2 separate regions of the Homo sapiens genome follow, and region 2 is linked to region 1. Evidence: chromatin contacts called from ENCODE Hi-C or POLR2A ChIA-PET data. All regions are on one chromosome and are shown on one strand. Each heading gives the region's core, a stretch centred on a gene start or an enhancer-like site at or near the end of the contact. The rest is flanking DNA. Distances are from core to core; before and after follow the strand shown. Region 1 has its middle 25 kb from the start of CFAP161. Region 2 holds the start of IL16 (interleukin 16).

Region 1 (6,229 bases), core at 573-3,072:
AGAAATGAGGAAATATTGAGTTGCTGCTTTGGTGGCAAGAAGAAAGAGTGGCTTCATGGGGCTGGATCTATGCACCCAGAATTTGTTGGAGCTGGAAGAGTCCGTGGCTGTTCCTTTGGGCCAGATGTGGGCTACAAGAAGGAGAGAGAGAGAGAGAGAGAATGTGGGATCATCCTCAGCCCCATCTAAGTGGTATCCTTGAAAGAGAAGACAGACCTCAACAGCAGGAACCCAAAAGTATGGGGGATGCCCGGAGGCTGAGAGCAAGCAATGAGTTGGATGAGAGACCAATCTGCCTTCCATAGAAACCCTAGGAAAGACCCCACAGAGTGGGAGATCCCCAAGGAAGTCTCAAAACACTCAAGATAGACAGTGACCTTGGCCATCTGCCAAGACCAGAGAACCCAGAAGCTAGATCTCTCAGAACTGGTGTCGAGAAAGAACTTTCCTGATGATCTCATTTATTTTCCTGCCCTCAAACTTCAACCCCAAAAGGGTCGGAAACTGCAGTTGGCGAGGTGGAGAAGCAAATCTACCAGGGGCCTCCTGACAGCAGTGAGCCGAGCTGGAGGAGGAGGAAAGATTCAACTTCACATTAAGTTCAGAATTTCATTATGACACGGAAAAACAACATTGTAATTGCCTAAACTGAGCCTGTGTTTGGCAACATAAAGTGGTCCAAGATCACTTTACCAGCTAAGGGACCAGTGGAGCAGCGTTCATCCTGGGGACAGGAGGAAGCGTCTCCCTGGGACTAGACTAAAGGGCCCCTGCTTGGGCGGTAGGAATGAAGGCACTTTATCAATCCATTACTTGCTTGTTCCATGTCTGGGATACATAAGGAAAACAGAAAGGAGGAGAGGCAGGTACATAGGGAAAGAGAGATAACAGAAAGGGAGATAGGAGAAGTGGCAGGGAAGAGACGGGCAGGGGAGGAGAGAGAAGAGGTGAGCAAGTAACCATTAAGAGTAATAGAAAAAGAAGACACAGGAAGAGAGGAGGAGAGAAATAAGCAACGGGTCCATGCCCCCATCTACCCTTTATCTTCGACTTTTGTTTGCCACTTGTAACAGGAACTGTCCTGTCCTGCCCAAATTTCCTCTGTGGCTTCCTACTGCAAGTACCTGGGGCTTCCCCTTAGGGCTTTCTCTCAGCCCACTCCCTGCAGCAGGACAAAAAAGCCAAGGAGTTCCCGTCCCCAGAGCAGTCCTCAATCAAAGACAGATGTGAGATGAGAAGCAAATCTCCCCACGTGCTCACCCCTCAGGTGGGGTTTTGCTGAGGCACATCCTGCCTCTCAGGTTCTGTAGTGGTATGGAGTTCCAGCTGCCCCCAGTGCTACCTGCTTGGTAAAAAGCACCTTTTATTGACTTGCCTCTCTTTCCTGTCTCATATCACCTCTCAAATGAGCTGTTTGCACTCACATCCTTGTCTGCTTCCCATCTCTATCCCAGAAGTAGAGGCCACTCCCTCCCCTCTGTCTCCCAGGGGGACCCTAACCTCCTCCTCTTTCCATCTCCAGCCACCTGCGGCAGGCCTCTGTTGAATGTCTCTAACCCATAGCATTATCCCTACTTGGAGGGAAGGAAGGATGTAAAACCAAGATGCTTCTCTCACCATTCTCCCACCCTTCCCAAAGGGAGACCAGATCTCAGCTCAGGGGATCCCGCCAGCCCCAAGCAAGCCAGGCAGTGTCCTGGTGTGGCAGCTCACAGGCCCTGGCAGTGCATTTCAAGGGTGGTGCTGCTTCCTGCCCGTCTGTTTGGGAGCACATTCAGGAGACGTGAGCAGATGTTTGGCAAATGTTCAACCTTGTCCATGTCAGCCAACAATAACACAGCACAGAGACGATGCAGGGATGGAGGAAGGGAGGATACTTGCTTAGCAGCTAGGGATGGCCACAGGAGACACCATCTCCAGCTCCTTCTGGGTGGGAGGGAGGCAGAGTGTTCATGCATGACTTGCATGCGTGAGTTAGAGCATGGGACGCATAGTGCCAGTATTCTAGGGTGGAGTCCTGGGGGGATCCGCCTGTTTTTCTCAGCTCCCCAGACAAAGCCCACAACCCCAATGCCAGCCTGGCTGCCCAGGGAGGCCTGCAGAAGCTGCAAGAATTTGGGTTTATCAGAAAGGGAGGGCCTGGGCAGGACAAGCTAACATGTGGCCCACGATCCCCTCCTGGACACAAGAGGGCATCTCGAATGCTCTTCCCACAGAGACTGGACATTTCTCTAATCTTTTTCAGCACAGGGCTCCGGAGAACCACTACCCATTGACAGAGCTGGGGAGACGAGTCCCATGCACTGTCCGTCCGGGCTGGAGGGATGTGGCGGGCGACTGAGTTTCCAGGGGTGCTGAGGCACCTGTGGGTGCTCAGGGAACTAAGAACCACCTTCTTAAGACATTTTTTATTTTAAAGTATTTAATGGGCCGGGCGCAGTGGCTCACACCTGTAATCCCAACACTTTGGGAGGCCAACGTGGGCGGATCACAAGGTCAGGAGATCCAGACCATCCTAGCTAACATGGTGAAACCCCATCTCTACTAAAAATACAAAAAAAAAAAAAAAAAAATTAGCCAGGCGCGATGGTGGGCACCTGTAGTCCCAGCTACGCGGGAGGCTGAGGCAGGAGAACGGCGTTGTGTCCGGAATTGGTGGGTTCTTGGTCTCACTGACTTCAAGAATGAAGCCTCGGACCCTCGCGGTCAGTGTTACAGTTCTTAAAGGCGACGTGTCCGGAGTTTGCTCCTTCTGACGTTCAGATGTGTTCCGAGTTTCTTCTTTCTGGCGGGTTCGTGGTCTCGCTGGCTCAGGAGTGAAGCTGCAGACTTTCGCGGTGAGTGTTACAGCTCTTAAGGTGGCGCGTCTGGAGTTGTTCGTTCCTCTCGGTGGGCTCAGTGATCTCGCTGGCTTCAGGAGTGAAGCTGCAGACCTTCGCGGTGAGTGTTACTGCTCATAAAGGCAGTGTGGACCCAAAGAGCAAAAGAACAAAGCTTCTTGTGGAAGGGGACCCGAGCGGATTGCCACTGCTGGCTCTGGCAGCCTGCTTTTATTCTCTTATCTGGCCCCACCCACATCCTGCTGATTGGTAGAGCCCAGTGGTCTGTTTTGACAGGGTGCTGATTGGTGCGTTTACAATCCCTGAGCTAGACGCAGAGGTGCTCCACGTCCCCACTAGATTAACTAGATACAGAGTGTGGACACAAAGGTTCTCCAAGGCCCCACCAGAGAAGCTAGATACAGAGTGTCGATTGGTGCATTCACAAACCCTGAGCTAGACACAGGGTACTGATTGGTGTGTTTACAAACCTTGAGCTAGATACAGAGTGCCGATTGGTGTATTCACAATCCCTGAGCTAGACATAAAGGTTCTCCAAGGCCCCACCAGAGTAGCTAGACACAGAGTGTCCATTGGTGCATTCACAAACCCTGAGCTAGACACAGGGTGCTGATTGGTGTGTTTACAAACCTTGAGCTAGACATAAAGATTCTCCACGTCCCCACCAGACTCAGGAGCCCAGCTGGCTTCACCCAGTGGATCCCGCACCGGGGCTGCAGGTGGAGCTGCCTGCCAGTCCCGCGCCGTGCGCCGGCACTCCTCAGTCCTTGGGTGGTCAATGGGACTGGGCACCGTGGAGCAGGCGGCGGTGCTCATCGGGGAGGCTCGGGCCGCACAGGAGCCCACGGGGGGTGTGGGAGGCTCAGAATGGCGGGCTGCAGGTCCCGAGCCCTGCCCCGCGGGAAGGCAGCTAAGGCCCGGCAAGAAATCGAGCGCAGCACCGGTGGGCTGGCACTGCTGGGGGACCCAGTACACCCTCCACAGCCGCTGGCCCGGGCGCTAAGCCCTTCATTGCCCGGGGCCGGCAGGGCCGGCCGGCTGCTCCGAGTGCGGGGCCCGCCAAGCCCACGCCCACCCGGAACTCCAGCTGGCCCGCAAGCGCCACGCGCAGCCCCGGTTCCCGCTCGCGCGTCTCCCTCCACACCTCCCTGCAAGCTGAGGGAGCCGGCTCCGGCCTTGGCCAGCCCAGAAAAGGGCTCCCACAGTGCAGCGGTGGGCTGAAGGGCTCCTCAAGTGCTGCCAAAGTGGGAGCCCAGGCAGAGAAAGCGCCGAGAGCAAGCAAGCGAGGGCTGTGAGGACTGCCAGCACACTGTCACCTCTCAGCGTGAACCTGGGAGCTTGCAGTGAGCCGAGATCGCGCCACTGCACTCCAGCCTGGGCGAAAGAGCGAGACTCCATCTCAAAAAAAAAAAAAAAAAAAATTTAATTGACAAATAGTGTATACATTCAAAGTATACAACATTATGATTTGATATAAATATACACTGTGTAAGTTTCCCTGAGGGCAGGAAAACTTATCCCAAGTTGTGTCACCAGGGTTAAAATACCATCATTAGCATAGCTAACATTTATTGAGCACGTACTATGTGCCAGACACTCTTCTAAGCACTCTTTTTCATGCATTAACCAATGTAATTCTCATATAACCTGTAAGCCAGGTACCATCATTATCTGAGTTTTTACGGAAGCAGAAACTGAGTCATGGAGAGGTTAACTTACCCAATGATACACAGTTGGTAAGTAGGAGAGCCAGGCACTCTGAATCTGGAGCCAGAACACTTCACCTGTAACTTAACCTCTCAGGCAGAAATCCTTCATGAATTTTTGTTGGCTAGAATTGAATCAGTAAGATTGGAGATTGAGCAATACTGTAGTGTATCATGGGGAGTGACCCTAGGAGTGCTCAATCAAACCAAATAGCACATCTCTTATCACCCACGTGGATCTGTACATGAGATCCCTAGAAGTTGTTAATCGTATAAAGTTTGTATCCTCTGAACAATATCTTCCCATTTCCCTCACCTCCCAGTCCCTGGGAACCACCATTCTACTCTCTGCTTCTGGGAGTTTGACTCTTTCAGATTCCACATGTGAGTGAGATCATGCAGTATTTATGTTTCTGTGTCTGGCTTATTTCACTTAATGTCCTCCAGATTCACCCATGCCTTCACAAACAACTGCGGTCCCACCATAGACTCATAGCAGGGATGGGGGGATGCCCAGCTCCCAGGCTTCCTCCACAGTCCTCACCACTGCTCCCTGCTCCCCAAGACTGGATGGTACCTGAGCTGAGCAGTTCCCCTGGCACCTTGCCTCCTTCCCTCCCACTCACTCAGACATGGTTCTGCAGAACGTTCTCCCTGCAGACATGGCTCTTCCTGTCACCTTTGGATGGTACATTTGAAGCAGGTCTCAACATGGAACTTGAGGGCACACCTAGGGTCACTCCCCATGATACACTACAGTATTGCTCAATCTCCAATCTTACTGATTCAATTCTAGCCAACAAAAATTCATGAAGGATTTCTGCCTGAGAGGTTAAGTTACGGGTGAAGTGTTCTGGCCCCAGATTCAGAGTGGCTGGCTCTCCTACTTACCAGCTGTGCAACACTGGGTAAGTTAATCTCTCCATGTCTCAGTTTCTACTCCAGTAAAACTCAGATAATGATGGTACCTGGCTTACAGGTTATACGTGAGAATTACATTGGTTAATGCATGAAAAAGAATGCTTAGAAGAGTGTCTGGCACATAGTACGTGCTCAATAAATGTTAGCTATGCTAATGATGGTATTTTAACCCTGGAGACATAACTTGGGATAAGTTTTCCTGCCCTCAGGGAGCTTATGGTCAAGCATGGTAGACAGAGGTAAACACACCATACAATTCAGAGTGACAAGTGCTGTAAGAGAGGAAGTACTAACTCATGTGCTCCACTGGACAAATCAGTCCACCTCTCCAAGCTTTCATTTACCTGTAAAATGAGGGAGAAGGAAGAACTAGCATTTAGCAGTATGAGCCAAGCCCTGGGCTGAACATGGGGGATGCGGATATTAAAATCATATGTGTATACCCACAGCATCTGTATTTGAGGGGCTCATAGTTAAGTGGAAGAGAGACAAATATTTAAAAATTAGAATGCAGCAATGCAAGGCAGAGATACATACAAGAGACCCAAGCAGTCTTGACAATTATTATTCTTATTGACGTAGTTCTAGACAGGATGCTCAGTGCTTAACCACACAACTCCACTTAATCTGCACAGGAAGCCTGAGAGATGGGTAATATTTTAGCCCTCTTTTTAACCTATGAAGGAATGGAGGCCCAAAGTGGTGCAATGACTTTCCAAAGACATGCAGCTGGGAAGCGAACAGTGTCCACACTGAGTTGTC
Region 2 (6,224 bases), core at 2,393-4,892, 36 kb before region 1:
GCGTGTGCCTGTAGTCCCAGCTACTCGGGAGGCTGAAGGGGGAGAATCACCTGAGCTCACGGAGTCAAGGCTGCAGTGAGCCGGGATTGCACTGCTGAACTCCAGCCTGGGCAACAGAGTGAGACCCTGTTTCAAAAAATAAATAGATAAATAAATAAAAATAATTTTTAAAGAATTTTAAAAATTAAAAAAATCTTGACTTACCATAATAATTTACATTTTACATCATAGTACATGGATCACATACACATAAGATTTATATGTATACATAAATAAATAAATATATATAACTAAAAACTTTCATGAAACAATACCTTTACTACGGTATAATAAAAATAATATAAAATATCTTTGGTATGAAAAAGATAATATAAAATATGATTTTGCTAAGAACCTGATGCAATCTGATGTATGCTATTCTTTTTTTGTTTTAGAAAAAGGAAGTTGGTTCCAACCCGCTAAGTTGATTTTCAATCCACTAGTGGGTCATGCTTGAAAACCACTACTTTCAGGTTTTCTCTGATTTTTTACAGCAATTCCATATGGGGTATTTGCTTTGATTCCTCATTTAGCTCCCTTCTTTGGGCCACTGAATCTTGTCATATGTGCATTGATTTTGCCGCATTTGCTCAGCCCTACTCAAGAGGTCTGTGCTTACTCAGATTCGGGAGCTGGGATGAGTTCTGAAATTCCTCGTTGGAATCTTTCATATGCCGATGCCAGACTGCAGAAAGGGCTTAGATTTCCTGTGGCTTTTCTTTGCCAGGTGAGAGGTGCAGTGAGCAGCAGGGAAGGTGCACCATTCCCCAGCATCCAAGTTCTCAGGGGAGCCTTGAACCTTTGGAAGGGATGTTTGTAGGTGACCGCCTCCTATTGGCTGAGCAAGGTAGCCATGTCTTAGCTGCTGTAACTGTCCACTGGAGGAGCATTTCCATCCCAGCTGCACATGCCAAGACTCAGCCAGGGGCAAGACCGATGGAGATCTCCACGCGGGATCCCAGCATCGGGTCACTGTCCAGCATTACCAGTTGCTCCCACTCAAAGCAAACCTCTCCTCCAGCATCTCCAGATGTGGCAAGAACAGCGCCTCCCTCCTGATGGGCTCCGCCCTTCCACCCAACGTCCTTCACATCCACCTGAGACATCCACTGAGACTTCTCAGTGTTTCTGGCACACACTGAGCAACACTGTCTAGTTTACAAGACTGACATAGATTCGTCCTTATTTCAACAGGAATTCAAAAGAAGAACTTGAAGTAAATTCCTGATTTCAAGCTGCCTTCCTAGTTAACCACAACTCCAAGTTCTTGGAACTATTTGTTTATTTTGCCCCATGCCTATTTTCTCCCCGTGTTTATGAGCATATTGCTATTCACAATGAATTGCTTTTTAATAGCAAAACGTAACCTATATATGAAAATGTATTACCAATTCAAATGCACAATAAAAAATATGTATTTTATATATATATATATATATATATATATATATTTTTTTTTTTTGAGATGGAGTCTCCCTCTGTCACCCAGGCTGGAGTGCAGTGGCATGATCTCGGCTCACTGCAGTCTCCGCCTCCCGGGTTCAAGCAATTCTCCTGCCTCAGCCTCTTGAGTAGCTGGGATTACAGGCATGTGCCTCCACGCCTGGCTAATTTTTGTATTTTTAGTAGAAACAGGGTTTCACCATGTTGGCCAGCCTGGTCAGGAACTCCTGACCTCAAGTGATCCGCCCGCCTCGGCCTCTCAAATTGCTGGGATTACAGGCGTGAGCCACTGTACCTGGCCAGTAGATTTCAATTCAAAGTGTACCTCCCTCCCTCTCACTCCTATACCCCTGGGCCACTGCTGGGAACCAGAAAGGGGGAGGGGTTGACAAAAGGGCAGGTCTCAAGGTCCTGGTCTGCCTCTGCCAAAATAATTCTGCCTTAACTGATTATACATGAGTTTTCATGATAGATTTTAATTCTAAAAAGGTTTCCATGAATACAAACAATTAGAAAATAATAATTCTATAGTCAATTGCATCCAACAGAGATTATTTTTTAACCCTATGGATATATGACCATCTTTGTGTTGAGGAAACTCAAGTATTTATTGAGGCATGCCACAAAGCCAGTGAGAGCATGGATTTTGGAGTCAAGCTGGGTTTGGGTCCTGGGAACGTCTAGCTGAGTGGTCCTGTGCAAGCCTCCTCACCTCTCGGTTTGGGGATATACTCCCTAAGCTCCAGGTTGTTGTAAGGTTTAAATTAAATGAGGTATGTGAATATTTTAGCTTGGTGCCTGGGGCTTGAAGAGTGGCCAGGAAATGGTTGGGGTACTAAGTTTTATTTAAAAGACTCACTGGGGATTGAATAAATGAGCAGTAGAGGCTTCAAGGGTCTGACCCACCTGACGGCTCATGCCCACGTCATATCTGCAGCAGGGGAGGTGCCTTCTACTGTGCTCGTAAATGTTGACCATCACTTAACTTCAGGGTAAAGAAGGAGAACAGAGGAGGAAAAAGGCTGAACGGTCTTCTCCTTCCGGGGGAAACTGGAGAAATAGGAAGGGGAGCCACAGAGACGGCAGCTCCCAGGCTGCTTCCAGGAACCCAGTGGGAGCTTGAACTGGCCTCCTGGGACAAAGGGGTCGTCTTTGTATGGCTCAGCCTGAAGTGGGAGGATTTCACCTGATAAGGGCAGGAGGAGAAGATGCTTCCCTGTATTCCACAGGGAACCTCTATTCTTATGCTGTTACCTCATTCTCCAGCTACAGAAAGCAAACTTGCTATGGACCAAAAAAGAAAAAAACAAACAAACAAAAAACAAAAACAAAAAAACACCAATCCTGGGACCTACCAATGCAGGAATTAGTCACGGGACCCTTATCAAAAAGCAAGCAGAGTGAACACTTTTCCCATGGTCAATCTGCAGAGATGCCCACCCGCTGTGCCCACTTTGGAGAAAAGGAGTCTGGCCAGGCAGCAGAGAAGCCCCCATCAGGTGCCCCGTGGCCTTTCTCTCTCCTGCTGCCTTCCTTTCCTCCACCTCCTTCCACACCCCATTGCCAAGGATGAGACGAGGCTGAAAAGTCAGAAATCTCAGGACCAAATTCTCCCCGTGCTGCAGAGCCAGGTCAAGCGATATCCCTCTGCCCGCTCTGGCCTTCTGAAGCTGCTTCCTCCTGTACCTAACTGTGACATGGTGACACAGAGATTCCTACCAACACAATCCTGGCTTCTGCTCCTGCCCCTGACCCCAGCACCACTTCCAAATATGAAGTTACGTCCTAGCAACCAAGACCCTCCCCATTCAGGTCAGAGAGGCCAGCTTCCTCCCTCCGGTAACGGCCACCTGGACAGAGCAGCTGCCTGACAGACATTCACTCACCTGGTGCCCACCTACCTCCCTATGCACAGTCCCCCGGGGCTGCCATCTCCCTTGCTCCTCTCTCCATCTGCCCAGCAGGGATTGCAGCACCACTTATTCCCGGACAGCCTGTGGCCCAGGCCTGGGTCAGAGCCGGCAAGGATTGAGAAATGGACGCTCAGTTCTCAGACGGAGGCCGGCCTTTGAGTCAGATCCCAGGCTCCGATAGTTGAGATGCCGTGAGTAGGACACAATATTCACCACCTGCTCTGGACAGGTGACTCAGGACAAATGTGTCCCACCTGGCATGGATTTGCTCGAAGACTCCTGATCTGAGCCATCTGACTGCTCCACGTGAAAAGGCTTGATCCAAAAAGGGGGGCTGCCAGTGCTGAGAAGCTCAGCCTCAGAACAAGGTCCACCATCTGCTGGGCTGGCCGGCAACACCCAGGAGGCAAACCCAGTGCAGAGCCACAGAACCACAGTGAGGTTCCTTGGTCCAGCCCAGTTGCCCCTGCCTTCTTTGGACAACACAGAAATGACTAGGAGAGCCGAAAGGTAGCAGACATGACTCGGTGCCTGCAATGTGCCTGGCACGCTGCTAGGAGCTTTCTATAAACCTCATCACATGCTGGAAGCTGTGGCACGTGCCTATAATCCCAGCTACTCAGGAGGCTGAGGCAGAAGGATCACTTGAGCCGGGGGATTCAAGACAAGCCCGGGCAAACCATAGCAAGAACTCCTCTCAAATTATATAAAAATTTAATAAAAAGAGGAAAAAAGTCATCACATACAATCCTGCCATCAATCTGGTAAATATATCACCTGCTTTGCAGACAAAGAAAGCCACTGCACAAACGTTCATTAAACACCTACTACGTGCCGTGGAATTTCCCCAAGGTCACACAGTTAGCAAGTTAGCAAGTCAAAATCCACCTGTCTCCAAAGCCCAGGCTTTTTCCATAGCATTTCATTTCTTGTCTGTGCCACCCTTTCCCAAAAACAACAGACTGGCTCTCAGAAGCTTATGTAACTCAGTGGTCCTCAAGCCAGCTGCATCAGCAGCATCTGCTAGAAATGCAAGTTCTCAGGCCCTGGCCTAGACCTCCTGAAGCAGCACCTCTGGCACTCTGTTTTCACAAAGCCTCCAGGTGATTTTGGTGCGTGCTCAGGTGCGAGAGCCCATGACCTAACGTATACAGAGCATGTTGAAAACTGCAGCATAAAAGAATGGGGCACTTTTGTGTGTGTCCTGTTGGCATTAGTGTCATGAGACCAGAGTGCCTTTCCCCCACGTAGCCCCTTGGAGAATCTAATCATAAGGTGGCATTTAATCCATCTGCCCCGCAAAGAGCATCCCACACATCTCTCCTAAGCTCAGTCTCTGTGAGCCCTGTGTACATGCTAGGCTGAGGTTTTTGTATGGACCTCTCTTCTAAAGAATGGAATGTTTCCCAACGCTCAGCACCAAATGTTTCAGGGCTTCCTGGGGGCTTTAATGAGGGTGTAGGTGCAACCTGTAGGAAGCCCTTGAAATTCCATGCAAGGCTGCAAAGATCTAGCCGCTGCTGCTGGAGAACACAGGCCCACGGTCCCAAGGGAAGCACGGGAGGAGGGAGCACTCTGGGGATAAAGCTGCCTTTGTCAGCAGGCACAGGGGACATTGTAGGGCTGAGTCTGGAGTGAGTCTGGAGTGCAGTGAAGGAATTTCTAAATTGCAGAGAGTGAGCGCCTCTGTCAGTGTCGCCTGCTCAGCTCACACCCACAATCTCTCTCACAATGGCCTGGGTGCGGTGGGGCCAGGACAGACTCAGGCCCCACTTCCATCTTGCTCTGGCAGAGAGGCTGAGGAGCAATTCAGCACCCCAGGGCTATGGGGGCTGGCCTTGCCCTTCTTGGATCCTGAGGCCTGGGAGGGCCCCACAGCCCCCCTCCTCCACTAAGTCTAAGCTCTCTCTTGTCATCGGCACCTGAATCCAGTTCCCGCCTCTCCCTCTATTTTCCGAAGATCTGTTCTTTCTCACTCTCAGAAGGTAAATTTATTCCAAAGTGTAGTTGAGACTTGGCCCTGATTTTTCCTAATACGGGGTGGTTTGTGCTTCAAGGTGGAAATTTTATCACCCCTCTGCCCTTCAGGACATCCTGCAGAAAGAGTCTCCACCCTGCCCAACACTCCATAGTCCAGCTCACTGCAAGCCAGAAGAGACGGGGAGGAAGACGCAGGTGAGAGAGCCCCGCCCTGGTTAGAACTAGGAAGTTCAAGCACCACTTGAAGCTCAACCAAGAGCTTCCTGTGTGATCTTGGTCATTCACAGCCTTAGTTTGCTACGATGAAAATTAGATGAAATTAATTGTCTGCCAGATGAAATTAGAAACTTCTACTGCACAGTGTTACTGAGAGAATGAGGCAATAGAGGAGGAAGCATGCTGCCAACAGCTAACCAAGCAGAAGCCTGCTCACCTTTTTGGCCCTTCCAGCCCACGGAACTGAGAAATCTGTTCAACAAGTGATTCTGATGCTTGCTAAAGTTTCATAATCAATAACCTGTATTTCCTTCTAATTCTCCTATTTTTTAATTACAAAATTTTATTTCCAAAAGTAAATTTTTAATTACAAAAATTTTAATTACAAAATTAAAATTATAAATTTTGAAAAATTAATTTAAAAAATTTTAATTTTAAAAATTCTAATTTAATTTTTAAAAATTAAAATTACAATTACAAATTTAAATTTAATTTAAAAAATTAAAATTACAAAAATTTTTAATTTCAAAATTTTAGTTATAAAAGTAATACATGTTTGTTGTGGCAAGTAAACATATTCAGAAGGCAAAAAGAAAGTGTGTCCTTAAAATGACACAACAGGGTCATCTCCTA

Evidence for each region. Hi-C counts contacts between places; a loop is a spot of excess contacts on that map. ChIA-PET counts read pairs that join two places held with the same protein, here RNA polymerase II (POLR2A). Pooled maps may share reads with other maps.
Region 2: a loop to region 1 is called in a map of heart left ventricle, with 2.1 times the contacts of the local background. The contact joins the promoter of IL16 here to the enhancer-like site in region 1. A Hi-C loop is called at or near these places in 4 of 168 maps with a recorded cell type or tissue (MCF 10A, heart left ventricle, left cardiac atrium and 1 more) and 1 of 50 pooled maps. POLR2A ChIA-PET finds 5 or more read pairs at or near these places in 3 of 52 experiments (AG04450, CD4-positive, alpha-beta T cell and IMR-90).

The regions. Positions count from the first base shown.
Region 1 is chr15:81,156,369-81,162,597 of GRCh38, reverse strand. No RefSeq gene overlaps it. Among named protein-coding and RNA genes, the nearest start is that of CFAP161, 25 kb to the right of the region's middle. Within about 2 kb of position 1,822, at least 11 of the 41 ENCODE cell types and tissues checked have a DNase peak (open chromatin) inside an H3K27ac peak, as active enhancers do; they include IMR-90 and heart left ventricle, where a contact is called at or near this core.
Region 2 is chr15:81,194,297-81,200,520 of GRCh38, reverse strand. It overlaps IL16 (interleukin 16), which reads right to left and starts at 3,642. Exons shown (of 19, transcript NM_172217.5): 1 at 3,369-3,642.